Regions from separate parts of the Mus musculus genome. Here region 2 is linked to region 1. A link is a contact called in ENCODE Hi-C or POLR2A ChIA-PET data. All regions are on one chromosome and are shown on one strand. Each heading gives the region's core, a stretch centred on a gene start or an enhancer-like site at or near the end of the contact. The rest is flanking DNA. Distances are from core to core; before and after follow the strand shown. Region 1 holds the start of Cebpg (CCAAT/enhancer binding protein (C/EBP), gamma). Region 2 holds the start of Rhpn2 (rhophilin, Rho GTPase binding protein 2).

What was found. A loop is a pair of places that touch in the nucleus more often than their neighbours do. ChIA-PET counts read pairs that join two places held with the same protein, here RNA polymerase II (POLR2A).
Region 2: a loop to region 1 is called in a map of T-helper 17 cell, with 3 times the contacts of the local background. The contact joins the promoter of Rhpn2 here to the promoter of Cebpg in region 1. A Hi-C loop is called at or near these places in 1 of 37 maps with a recorded cell type or tissue (T-helper 17 cell). POLR2A ChIA-PET finds 5 or more read pairs at or near these places in 1 of 5 experiments (embryonic stem cell).

Annotation. Positions count from the first base shown.
Region 1 is chr7:35,053,386-35,059,228 of GRCm38, reverse strand. It overlaps Cebpg (CCAAT/enhancer binding protein (C/EBP), gamma), which reads left to right and starts at 2,663. Exons shown (of 2, transcript NM_009884.3): 1 at 2,663-2,853. It overlaps Gm45095, which reads right to left and starts at 3,746. Exons shown (of 2, transcript XM_030243153.1): 1 at 3,137-3,746; 2 at 1,584-3,037. The coding sequence starts at 3,222. The coding sequence ends at 2,470.
Region 2 is chr7:35,331,634-35,337,476 of GRCm38, reverse strand. It overlaps Rhpn2 (rhophilin, Rho GTPase binding protein 2), which reads right to left and starts at 3,240. Exons shown (of 15, transcript NM_027897.4): 1 at 3,066-3,240. The coding sequence starts at 3,134.

The DNA of each region.
Region 1 (5,843 bases), core at 1,414-3,913:
GCGCACGCTTTTAATCCCAGCACTCGGGAGGCAGAGGCAGGTGGAATTCTGAGTTCGAGGCCAACCTGGTCTACAAAGTGAGCTCCAGGACAGCCAGGGCTATACAGAGAAAAAAACCAAAAAAAAAAAAAAAAAAAAAAATCTGATGGGGCACATTAGTATCAACATCTCCAATATTATATGTCTTTGAGTGATTGAGTCATTAGAGCAATGTAAACGTGTCTGGCTTAACTTTGAACTGTTACAGTCCTCTCTGCTTCTACTAATACGAATGTCCATTCACAGATCTGCATCATGCTAATGCTATCCAATACTTCATATGAATAGCTCTCACCATGAATAAGGCAGGGGCCCAACGTATTCTTTCAGTCCTCAGTCACACTGTGGTCCTCCCCACTCCAGATGACACAGAGGTTAAGGGATTTGCATAAGGTCACACGTCTGTGGAGGACAGTGGTTCTCAATCTGGGGTTCCCCACCCCTTTTGGGGGGTTGAAGGACCCTTTCACCCGAGTGACCTAAGACCACTGGAAAACACAGATATTAACACTATGATTTATAACAGTAGCAAAATTACAGGTATGAAGTAGTAACAAAGTAGTTTTATTGTCAGGGGTTGCCACACCAGGAGGAACTGTTAAAGGGTCACAGCAAGGTTGAGAACCACTGCTGTAAGGATTGGAAGCTGGGAACATTCTGACCCTGGACCATAGCACTTTGGCAATACATGTGGTTAGTCACAGTAGTTAAGTGGCTAGATTATTCAGCTAACAGGATCTCCTACTTCTCAAGTCCTTTGAAGGAGATTTTAATATACTGCTGGTTTACAACTTCTTTGGGTTTCTAGAATATATTTGGACATTAGCAGGGCACAGATATACACAGGACATTTCCCTTTACTGAGATGGCATAAGTCTTTGTGACTTAACAAAAAACAAACAAACTAGATTTCTTCAACCTGGAGGCAGAGTGTTCCCAGGGTTCTTATGTCCTTATGTTGAGTGTTTCCTATTGCTGACAGTGAGAAAAGGTTCTCCTGGGCTGAGTTTTGGCTTAGTGGTAGAGGAGTGTTACCCTGTATGTGTGCACACCCTGGGTTCAATGCCCTACCCTCCATCAAAATCACTGTTGGTCTCTCTTGGTCAGCCCTACTTTACCTTGCCTCAGCCTTATGTTCCGGCCATCACAGGGCCTCTAAGCAAAGCCAAACCCGCCTCATCTTTTAAGCCTTCTCTGACACATTAGATCAGGTCTGGTCCCCTTCTTACAATATCTCCTAGCATCTTGGACTTCTTTCCTTAAGTGTCTATGAAAATGGGGCTTGAATCATGTCTCTGTAGTTCTCAGAGTAAGCTCCCTGTGGGCAGGGACAGTGTGTTTGTCTTCTTCCATTGCTGACTCTTAGTCCACACTTTAGCACATACCGTTCTTGTAATCAGGAAAAGAATTACAGGATATCAGCTAAAGAGGAAATCTCAAGACTCCTGGGCATTGACTGCTGGCTGTGGAAGGCTTGCCTAGACACAACACAGAATGCAGCTGGCAGAGCGGCTGGCAAAAAAGAGGCTAACTCAATATACATATGACATGCAAGGATGTTTTTATTTTCGATAGTTTTTATATGACTAGAAAACATTAGGGGTAAAATCGTGGTCTTTGTGAGAAACAAAGCACGGTTCACCTTTCATAGTGCTAAGTCTTGGGAAAAAAATGGCTCTTAACACAGCGATCCAAACCTAAAGAAACATACTGACTGGTTTTGAGACATTAGCTCCCCAAGTGTGCATGGGGTTATCAGGGGTCATTCTCTGTGGTTGACTTTTTTTTTTTCAGGTATTTTCATCTCTCAGGGATTCCTCGAAGTCTTATGTGGAGAGCTGCTCTCCTGGCCTTGGCGATGAAGAAACATTTCCCTTCTGAAAGCCAGAGAGTTTTGAATGATAAGCATTGCTAAAGAGGAAGCAATCAAACCTTTCGGGCAGGCTCTGCCTTCCACCCAGCGCTGCTTCCTGTTTTTCAAAACACAAAAACAAAAAGCAACACAAAACAAAACAAAACAACAAAAAAACCCGCTTTTTGATTCTCTTGTGAACTGTTCCCGGGAGACCCAGGCTGGACCACTTGTCACTTTTAAGAGAGCACCTCATATCCATCATCTGCTCTCCGGAGGTGAGCACACTTTGGAAATCGTGATTTGTTCGGCAGCCACAGTCTGCTGTTGTCAAGCGTCTGACAAGTGCTAACCCTAGCACTGGACAGTTTTTCCTTAACGTGCTTTTATCAAAATAAATGTGCAGATGCCTCAGGGCCGTGAGGCCTAAACAAACAAAAAACCCACCCTAACTCAAAAATCCACCTGAGGAAATGTCTTTTCCCTAAGGCAGGTGAGGCCCTCGTAACTCTGATAGAACTTTGCTTGCCATGGGTCACTCCCAAGGCTCAGGGCCACCGCCTGCCACCACCGACAGCCTAAGGGGGAAACCACCGAGCGCGCCTCCAGCCAGCGCCGGTGCTGCCACGCCCACCACGCCCGTTCCGCCGCGCGCCCGCCTCTCGCCGGCACACGGCCTGTGATTGGCTGGTGGAGCTGCCCATCTCTAGAGGCGAGCGCGTCGTTCTCCAAGCAGCGCTTCTATTGGTCACGGCGGCGGCGGCAGCGCGCGGACCCGAAGAGGCGGGGAAAACCGGTGGCCGCGGTGGCGGAACGGGCGGAGGTTGCCGGTTTCGTAACCGTCGCTCCTCCTCGCCGACTCGCGGGCTGCGAGGCCTGGGTCGGGTCGGGTCGGGCCGCGCCGCGCGGGGCCGCTCGGAGTGGAGGCCGTCTGGGGGCGGGCGGGCCGGCCGGAGGCGCAGGTAAGGAGGCCGCGGGTTGTAGCTCGGAGGGGTTGGGGGAGGAGGCCGCGGCCGAGCCCGCCGCTCGCGTAGGCGCCGACCCGGCCGGAGGAGACCCGGCCCTGCCCGATTCGGCAGGTTGGCCCGGAAGGCTCCTGGCGGCTTGGCGGCGCGGGCGGGGGCCCGGAGCGGCGTCTGATGCAACCTGCGGGCAACACCCGGCGGGGCTGAGCTCATCCCTGGCCACGGCCCAGCGCCGCCGCGCTTGGCGCCGACCCCCGCGCTCCCCCGGGCGCCCCCTCACCACAGTCGGGGAAGGGATGGAGTACCAGGTGGTCCCTCCAGAACCTGCCCCTCGGCGACGTGCAGCGTGACAAGCCTGGCGCGCATTGGCCCCTAGGGATGGAGGGTGTTCCTAGAATAGAAGGTGGACCGAATCTTACTTTGGAGCCACCTAGGACTCTCTTCCTGTCGGCTTCCCAAACGGCTCGGTCTGGGGGGGATGGCCCGGGTCCTATTTGGAGTTAATAACCTAGTGGTCATCTAGGGAAGGCACTCGAGTTTTTACACACGTAACGTTGCAAGAGGGAGATTTCGTTTGTTTTTTTGGACGCGGTCGTGTGTCCTGCAGTTCACTGGGAGGGGGAGGACATCCTAGATGATCGCGCACCAGACGCAGAAGGTCAAGCCATGAAGCCTTTCCTTAGCTCGCCTGGAGGGAGCTCGGGAAAAGAGCCAGCGGAGGTATCCAGGTGGGGAAGTTGGGCATGCGGGTGTGAGAATTGTTTCTCTTTCCAAGTGGGCTTGTGTATTTCTGGTCTTAAGAAGGTTGGCATGCTTTGTTTTGCTCTGCTCCTTCTTGCTTTTTTGTTTGTTTCTTTGTAAACTGCATCATAAGATGTATCAAATTTAGAAAGGTTTTAACCTTTGTGGGTTGCACAACAGCTGGGTGTTGTGTCTCTTGAGTTTCCACCCACTTGAATCCTTATTTGAATATATTATCATTGAGTGCAGACCTGTCTCACAGAGGGAATTTGAAACAAAGCACCATAAGGTCTTTCTCTATTGAGAAATTGTACATAGAAGAATTCAGAGTATGGTAGGCAAGCCCCTCTACCTCTGAGCCACATTTCTAGCCTTCAAAGCGCTCTAAGGTCTGTTCATCTATGGCCACTTGAGTAGTAGTAATGATAAGCTAGCTATCCCTGTGGTCATTTCCCTGTTCCTGAAAAACTGTAAATAATGACAGGATGCTACTGAGCTGAAAAAAAGCTTGAGCCTGTTTCCTGAGTCTGATGGACATGCTTGACTGACTCAGTTATTTTTATGACCTATCAGAAACAAATAGGTGGGAACAGACCTCCTCCCTCCCCTCTCCCCAATATCCTTTAAATTCTCACAACCTGTCATGATTGTCGTCCCAGCACTGTGATCTTGGAGAGGTGCTTTCATCCCTAGTGAATTAAATACACCCTGGGAAAGTCCCTGGGAACAGTCCCTCTAGAGATCGTGGGAGACACAGGACCTGGTCAAAAGTTGCCTCAGTCACAGTAATGAGTCCTGGAGCGATTTTAGGTTTTCCTCAGAGGGGTGGGTACATAGGTTCTTACACTAGCAAGTTTGTTGGTCCTTTCCCTATTCCGTTGCCCTGCCCTGCCATTAAAGAGGGGGAAAAAACCTGAACAGGAACTCCTAATAAATATATATTTATAAACAATTTGTTTTGAATGTGCTAACTAGTACTATAAATAGGTTTAAAGGATAACATTCAAACAAGCATATGAGTATTTAAAAGATAACATCCAAGTAAGTGTATGTTTTCTTCACAACTCCAGTGGACAACTTACACTGAACTCCTTGAAGGAGTCGCCTCTCTCTTGTGGACTCTGCCTCCAACAGTCTCCAGGGATCTGGAGTTGCCAAAGAAACTCAGGGAGCAGATTGGATAAGAAAAGCACAAAGAAAAGAGAAAACAGAGACCATTTAGAATGTATTAAGTAGTGGCCTTGAGTTGAGCATAAGGGAGCAGAACTTGTAGAGAGGGTTAGGACCTTGGGTTTGATCCTGTAGTCTGGAGTCACAGACATTTAGTTTTAGTAGGATGATGTGACATAGTTAGGTTTGAATGGTAGACTGCTCGACCTGCAGGTAGCAACCTCTTGGGGGGGGGGGTGTCGGTCTAATGACTGACCCTTTACAGGGGTCATCTAAGGACATCTGAAAACACAGATATTTATATTATGGTTCATAACCATAGCAAAAGTCTCAAGTAGCAATGAAAATAACTGGCTGGGGGTCACCACAGCATGAGGAACCTGTGTTAAAGTGTGGCAGCATCAAGAAGGTTAAGAACTATTGTTCTAGATAGTCTAGATAGTGAGTGGTTGGAGGGAGCTCAGGCTGCTACACCTGAGACTAGGGCCCCTGGGAGATGATGTCAGCCTGAGGTAATTTCTGTGGCATTAGGAAGGACTATAGATTTTTGTTTATAAATCTGAAGACTGAACCTTCATTAAGGAAATTGAGTGAAGATTTTATTTTGAGAAGCCAGTGGAGAGATACGTGGTTTTATCTAGTTTTATGAAAAAAGCGACAAGCTAGGGAAGTTCTATACCAGTTTATTGTTCTAAGCAAGCATTTAGAAACATTCTATTTTATTTTACTATTCTAATATTCCAGAGTTTCATTGTTTTATTCTTTTGAATGAACATTATTACTTTAGTTAAGAAATTTGCATTTGAAAAAGTCTTGTCACTCATTTCATTTACTCTCACATTAGTAAAATCCATTGTTTATATGCAGCCATGGTTCTCCATTGTGTCCTCGAAATCATTTTGGGGACTCCCCTAAAACAAGACTGAAAGCTCACCTCCAAAACTTGTTCCCCAGACTGGCAGCCGAGAGTTGGGACTTGTAGAAAATTGCTGGTGTTGGTCCAGGGACCACTTTGAGGACCGCTGCCCCTCAGCTTCCCTCTTGCTTCTTGGGTATTTGACAAGCAGACGGAAAGA
Region 2 (5,843 bases), core at 1,991-4,490, 280 kb before region 1:
ACACACACACACACACACACACACACACACACACACACACCTTCCATCTCCCTTCATCTCCCTTCCTACATCTCCCTCCTCCAGCATCCCTGCCACACTGGCTTTTGTTCCTACCCTCCACTCACTCACTTTCTGCTCTTCCCTTGAAGGGATAACCTGAACCCCTCCAGCACTCTTTAGGGTTGTCAACGTCTCTCAGCTTCCTCTGCACTGCCACCCTTCCAGCTTGTCTTCCTCCTTCTGCTCATTCCTTCCCTTAATCCAGATATTTCTGCCCCGGCTTCTTTACTCACTATTGAAAATGCCAATCACTTGGATGACTCCCAAAGTGACATCTCCCGTTCACAGCTGGCAAACTGCTGGTCCCACTCACCATCGGAGCCTCCCTACTGGCATCCCTGCTATCCAATTTTAATTCACAGGGCTGGGAAGGGAACCCAGGATCATGTGCATGTTAGACAAGTGCCCTACCACTGAGCTGCGGTCCCCACCTGGACATAGGATTTCATGCTGGCTAACGCCATTGGCAGTCTGTATCAGGGTAGGGAAGATAAAGACAATGGGATCACAGGGTCTAAAGCAGTGATTCTCCACAGATGGGTCAAGACACCTTTGGCATCACATGTCAGATATCCTACATATCAGAAGCTTACATTATGATTCGGATTCCTAACAGCAGCAAAATTGTGAAGTAGCATAGAAAATGATTTTTATGGTGGGGAGGGGGTCACCACAACATGAGGAGCTGTACTAAAGGGTCACAGCATTAAGAAGTCTGAGAAGCACTGGTCTAAAGCAATACAACTTCCTGCCCAGTTTCACTCTTTCTCCACCACTGCAGTCAAAATGATTTTTCTGGTATTAATCCCACATGGCTGAATCTGCTTTAAATGTTTCCATGAATCTCCAGCATCCCCTAGTTCCTTAGGATATGCAATCTAATCGGAAACTGCTGAGTTTCCAAACATCCCTCTACTCTCAGAAGGTTCCAAGCACCTGTACCTCTATACCTTTGCCCAGGCTGTTCCCTCTGCCTGCAGGGCCCCTTCTCCATCTCCTTCACCTGTCTAACCTCCACAGTTCATTCATCTGTCATATGACTTACATCAAACTGGCTCAGGGCACAGATTAGAAAAACGTACCCCAACCCTTTTATTTTCCTGATACAAAAGGCAGCACTCTGCAGACTGGCATGATTTAACTCAGACACAACACAATTGCAGTGACAAGGGTTTCAATTCTGCACAGATGTTAGTTGTAAAATTCATCAGCCAGCATCAGAGAAACTGCACCTGAGAAATACCCAAAGAACTGGAGAAACGGCTCAGTGGTCAGTTAGGCTTGCTTACTGTTCCTGCAGAGGACCCTAGTTTGGTTCCTAGCACTCATATTAAGTGGAAGTTCGCAACTACTTGTAATTCCAGTTCTAGGACATTTGGTCTTCTCTTCTGGCCTCCAAGGCGTGTGAGCGTGCATGCACATACACATACACTTAAATCTTTAAAAAACATTCAGGCTCCAATCTTTTCCCTTCCCCACCCACATCCTCTCCTGAGATTCACTGCTCTGAATGGGTGCCACAGGAGAACTTGTTCTGAAAAGCTTGACGCCCTCCAGAGTATATTTCATCCTCTCTGACTTCCTGCCTTCTCCCCACCAAGAAGCTGCCACAGGTCCACCAAGCCATCTGTTCAGAAGACAAACAATCTAGCAAGAACTGATATCCCACAAAGAGACAGCAACTTGCTGGAGGCTGTAAAGCAATTTTGTGGGGGTGGCAGCCAGGCCCTAGGGCCTTAGGTTGGACATCTTGAGATTCCCAGGCCAAGCAACCTCCTGCAATTCTGGCCTGTGATCCTCTGGCCCAAATGCCACACATAATTAGAAGTTATAATCCTGTAATTCCATGATGACATCTTTCAACTTAAATATACTTTAAAACTTTTTTAAATGCCAAAAGGAACTTTAAAAATTGCCCACTGTCCCCACCTGTCTCCAGATTTCCCTCTTTTCTATTACTACTTCACGTGTGAGCAAAAGTTCTTTAAGATGCCAGAGTCCCGCGGGAGAAGGAAGCTGCCAAGCCCATTTACGAACAATTAAGAATTGATTGCTCTGTGGGAAGCAGTTTCACTTCCCTATTCATGACTGCTCGCTGCGCCTTCGATCGTATCAGTTAGAAAAATATCCACGACAATCTCTCAACCCACCAGGTGATCCTTGGCCAAAGTCCAAAAGCTATTTTTAGACTCTCTAGGGACCCAAGAGGAAGGTGAGGAGTCTGTCACAGTGATTCGCACCTCTAAAGTGCCTTTGAAAGCCAGCAGCTGTTGGGCAATCCCAGCACCGCTGTGGGCGCCTAATGGGGTCGCTTTTGAGGAACTGAGTTCCAGGGCGAAAGGCAGTCGCATTAATTGCCCAGGAGCGCCAAGACGTGCCAAGCGCGCAGAGTCCAGTCTCGCCCTCTCGGTCTCTCGGACAACCAAATACAGATAAATCCACTTTGGAAGAGTGAGACTCCGGTTCTCTGGCTCTCTTGGGCGAGGACAAACGAAGGGGCACGCCCGAGGTCCCCTTGCAGCATCCACTCTCCCTTACCAAGAAGTCGAAGGGGGCCAACGCTGAAAGCACTTGGGAGGCAAAAGAGCAAAACTCGCCCTCCAGATGCACCATGGCTAAGCGCTCGGGTGGAAACTGAGCTGCGGTATAAGTGCAGAGGGACCGACCGAGCTCGCCAGCGTGGCCAGGAGCTGGTCCTTTCCCCACCAGCGCGAGAAGCCTGGCAGGGCCATCCGGATCACCTCCCCAGGTTCCCACCTGCGTGTGGCTTGCCTGTGCACCTGCACGCCCCAGCCCGGCTGCCATCTGCTCGGGGCTCCAAGCCCCGCGCAATCAATCCCCTTTCGACCCCCCTTCTCCGCCCTTCGGCCCGCACCAACTCTGCGGGTCTCTCCCTTCTCCTTCCCCTCCCCCTCCAGTCCAAGCCGACCCCCGCCTCAAGCCCCTTCAGCACGCTCCGCAGTTTGCCAGGACAGAGAGAGAGGGTCTGTTGACTCGCCACTCACCTTTCGAAAGTAGTCGTCACCCTCTTTCTCCAGCGGCTGGGGAGCCGCGGGTAGCAGCGTATCGGTCATGCTGGCAGCGCGGGAGTCCAGGGTGAACTGAGGTGCAGTGGCTACTAAGGGCCCCAGGAGGCGCCGGGACCCGCCCCCGCTCCCGCCCCGACCAGCCAGCCGCCCTGCCGCCCCGCCCGAGCCCTAGAGCGCCAGATATCTGGAGCTCCGCCCCTCTTAGCAAGACCTGGACCTAGGCAGATCCCGAGCCTGGAACTCAGTTCTGCCACCTAGGCCCCGCCTTCAGCCTCCCAAGAGGCGAATCCCAAGCCCTACAGTTCCGCCCCCCGCATTTGCAGTCCTCCTGCATCCCAGAGTGAGCCCCACCCCTGATCTCTGGAGCCACGCCCCATCTCGCCTAGGCCCCGCCCCTCCACCATCCAGTCCTACCGGAGGCGGATACCTAACTCTGTAGCCTCGCCCCGCTCAACTAAGGCCCCGCCCACAACACGCACGGTCCTCCTCCAGCCCCGCCCGAGGCTGAAGCCAGAGCCCTGAAGCCCTGCCCTTGATTGTATAGACCGCGCCCCTGCCCCATGCAAGTGTTAAGTGCTGTCTGCCGCGAGTCTAGAATGGAGCTCTTGCTGAGCCTTCGATCTTAATCTGAGTGTTGTTCACAGCTCACTACCTTGTGAGCGTTAAGGTGGCGCAGCCAGCGGGATCGGGGTTTCAGCAAACGTAGCGAAACCCAAATTCGCCCTTTCTCTGGAGCCCTAGGAATAGTAAATGCAGAGAACTAAATACGTTTGCTTTCCCACTCAGGGACGCGGACATTCATGACCAGTTCATTCGCTGCTCGGAAGCTTTTAAAGGCTCTGGCCAGGAAGGACGGAAAGCTGTTTGCAGGAGAGGAGGCCTCCGAGCGCTTGGGTAGCAGAAGTCGTCGGGAGAGGGGGCCACCTACTGAGCAGGCTTTGTGCACAGGAATTCTGCAGGTGTCTTTAAGGATGCCAGAGTTCCCAAACTCGGTTTTCTCAGTTCTCAAGCCCAAGTGATTTTTTCTCTGGCTGGTCTCGTGTTATAGGTATCGATGTGGTTAGTACAGGAGTAGCAGGGGGTTCCTTAGGCTCGGGGTTCGCGGAACCTCCTACTGGAGAGTAGGTAAACTGGCGTCGGATATTGGTAGCACATCGGGCTACATCTGCAGGAGCCTAGAGCCCCCAGCCTGTAGACTCCTTCCTCACCGCCGCCACCACCACCAAAAAACACCTTTGTCTTCTGCCTTTGGAGGTCTGTGGGTCGCAGTGTAAACCTCAGATTCGGCTTTCAAAACTAACCAACCGTTTTCATGCTCTTTAAGAAGTGTTTTAGGGGCCAGGGGCGTTTAATTTCAGGACTCAGGAGGCAGAGACAAGCGGGTCTCAGAGCCAAGGCTACACAGAGAATCCTTGTCTCGAAAAACAAAAACAAACAACAAAAATGGTGTTAGTATGGCTGCAGAGGTGGCTCAGAGGATAAAAGTGCTTGCCGCTCAGCCTGACAACCTGAGTTCCATTCCCTGGAACCCATAGGGTAGAAGGTGCAAAAAAGAACTTCCACAGGTTCTCTGACCTCACACGTGCGCCATGGCACATGCATTCCCCCTCCAACCCCCCAGCAAACACACAAAATAAATAAATGTAAAAACATCGAAAGTAAATAAATATATATTTAGACGGTTCGAGAGGTTTAAAATAAGTTCTTGAAAATAAACAAAAGCAACAGCTTAACATACGTTAAAAAGTTAAAAAATAAATAAATATATAAATAAATTCACCAGGTCATGAGAAAAGGGCTACTTCAGTCTAAGAAAGGTCCTGCCAACGGACGGGACGTGATGGTTCACACACTGTGATCTCCATGCCTTTCCAGAGGCTGAAAGAGCACTACTGTTGAGTTTGAGGCTAGCCTGGTGTCTTAGTTTGCTTTACACTGCTCTGATAAAGATCCTGACCAAAAGGAACTTGGAGAAAGAACGGGTTTTGTGTGTGTGTGTGTGTGTGTGTGTGTGTGTGTGTGTGTGTGTGGGTGTGGTATGTGTGTGTGTGTTTTCAAGACAGGGTTTCTCTGTGTAGTCCTGGCTGTCCTGGAACTCACTTTGTAGACCAGGCTGGCCTCGAACTCAGAAATCTGCCTGCCTCTGCCTCCCAAGTGCTGGGATTAAAAGGGTACACCACCACACCTGGCCTTTATTTGGTTTCTACCTTACTTCCATATACCTTACATCACTGAGGGAAACCAGTTCAGGAACTCACGGCAGGAATCCAGAGTCAGGAAATGAAGCAAAGACCTTGAAGAACACTGCTTACTCTCTTGCTCCCTCCCCATGGCTTGCACAGCCTGATTTGCTTTTGTTTTTAATGAGTTTCTTTTACTTTCTGTATATGGTTGTTTTGCCTGTGTGTATGTCTATCTGCGCACCATATGTATGGGCCCATGGAGCTCAAAGAAGAGCATCAGACCCCCTGGAATGGGAGTTACAGACAGTTGTGAGGCTCTATGTGGGTTCTCTTGAAGAGCAGCCAATGCTCTCAATCACTGAGCCATCTCTCCACCCCCCACTGCCTGCTTTCTTATACAACTCTGAACAACCTGTGGAGGGTTAGGACCACCCACAGTGGGCCGGGCCCTCCCACATCAATCATTAATTGAGGAAATGCTCCAGAGACTTGCCTACTGACCTGTCTTCTGGAGGCATTTTCTCAATCAGACTCCCTCCTCTAACTAGTGTCAAACTGACAAAAGGCATTA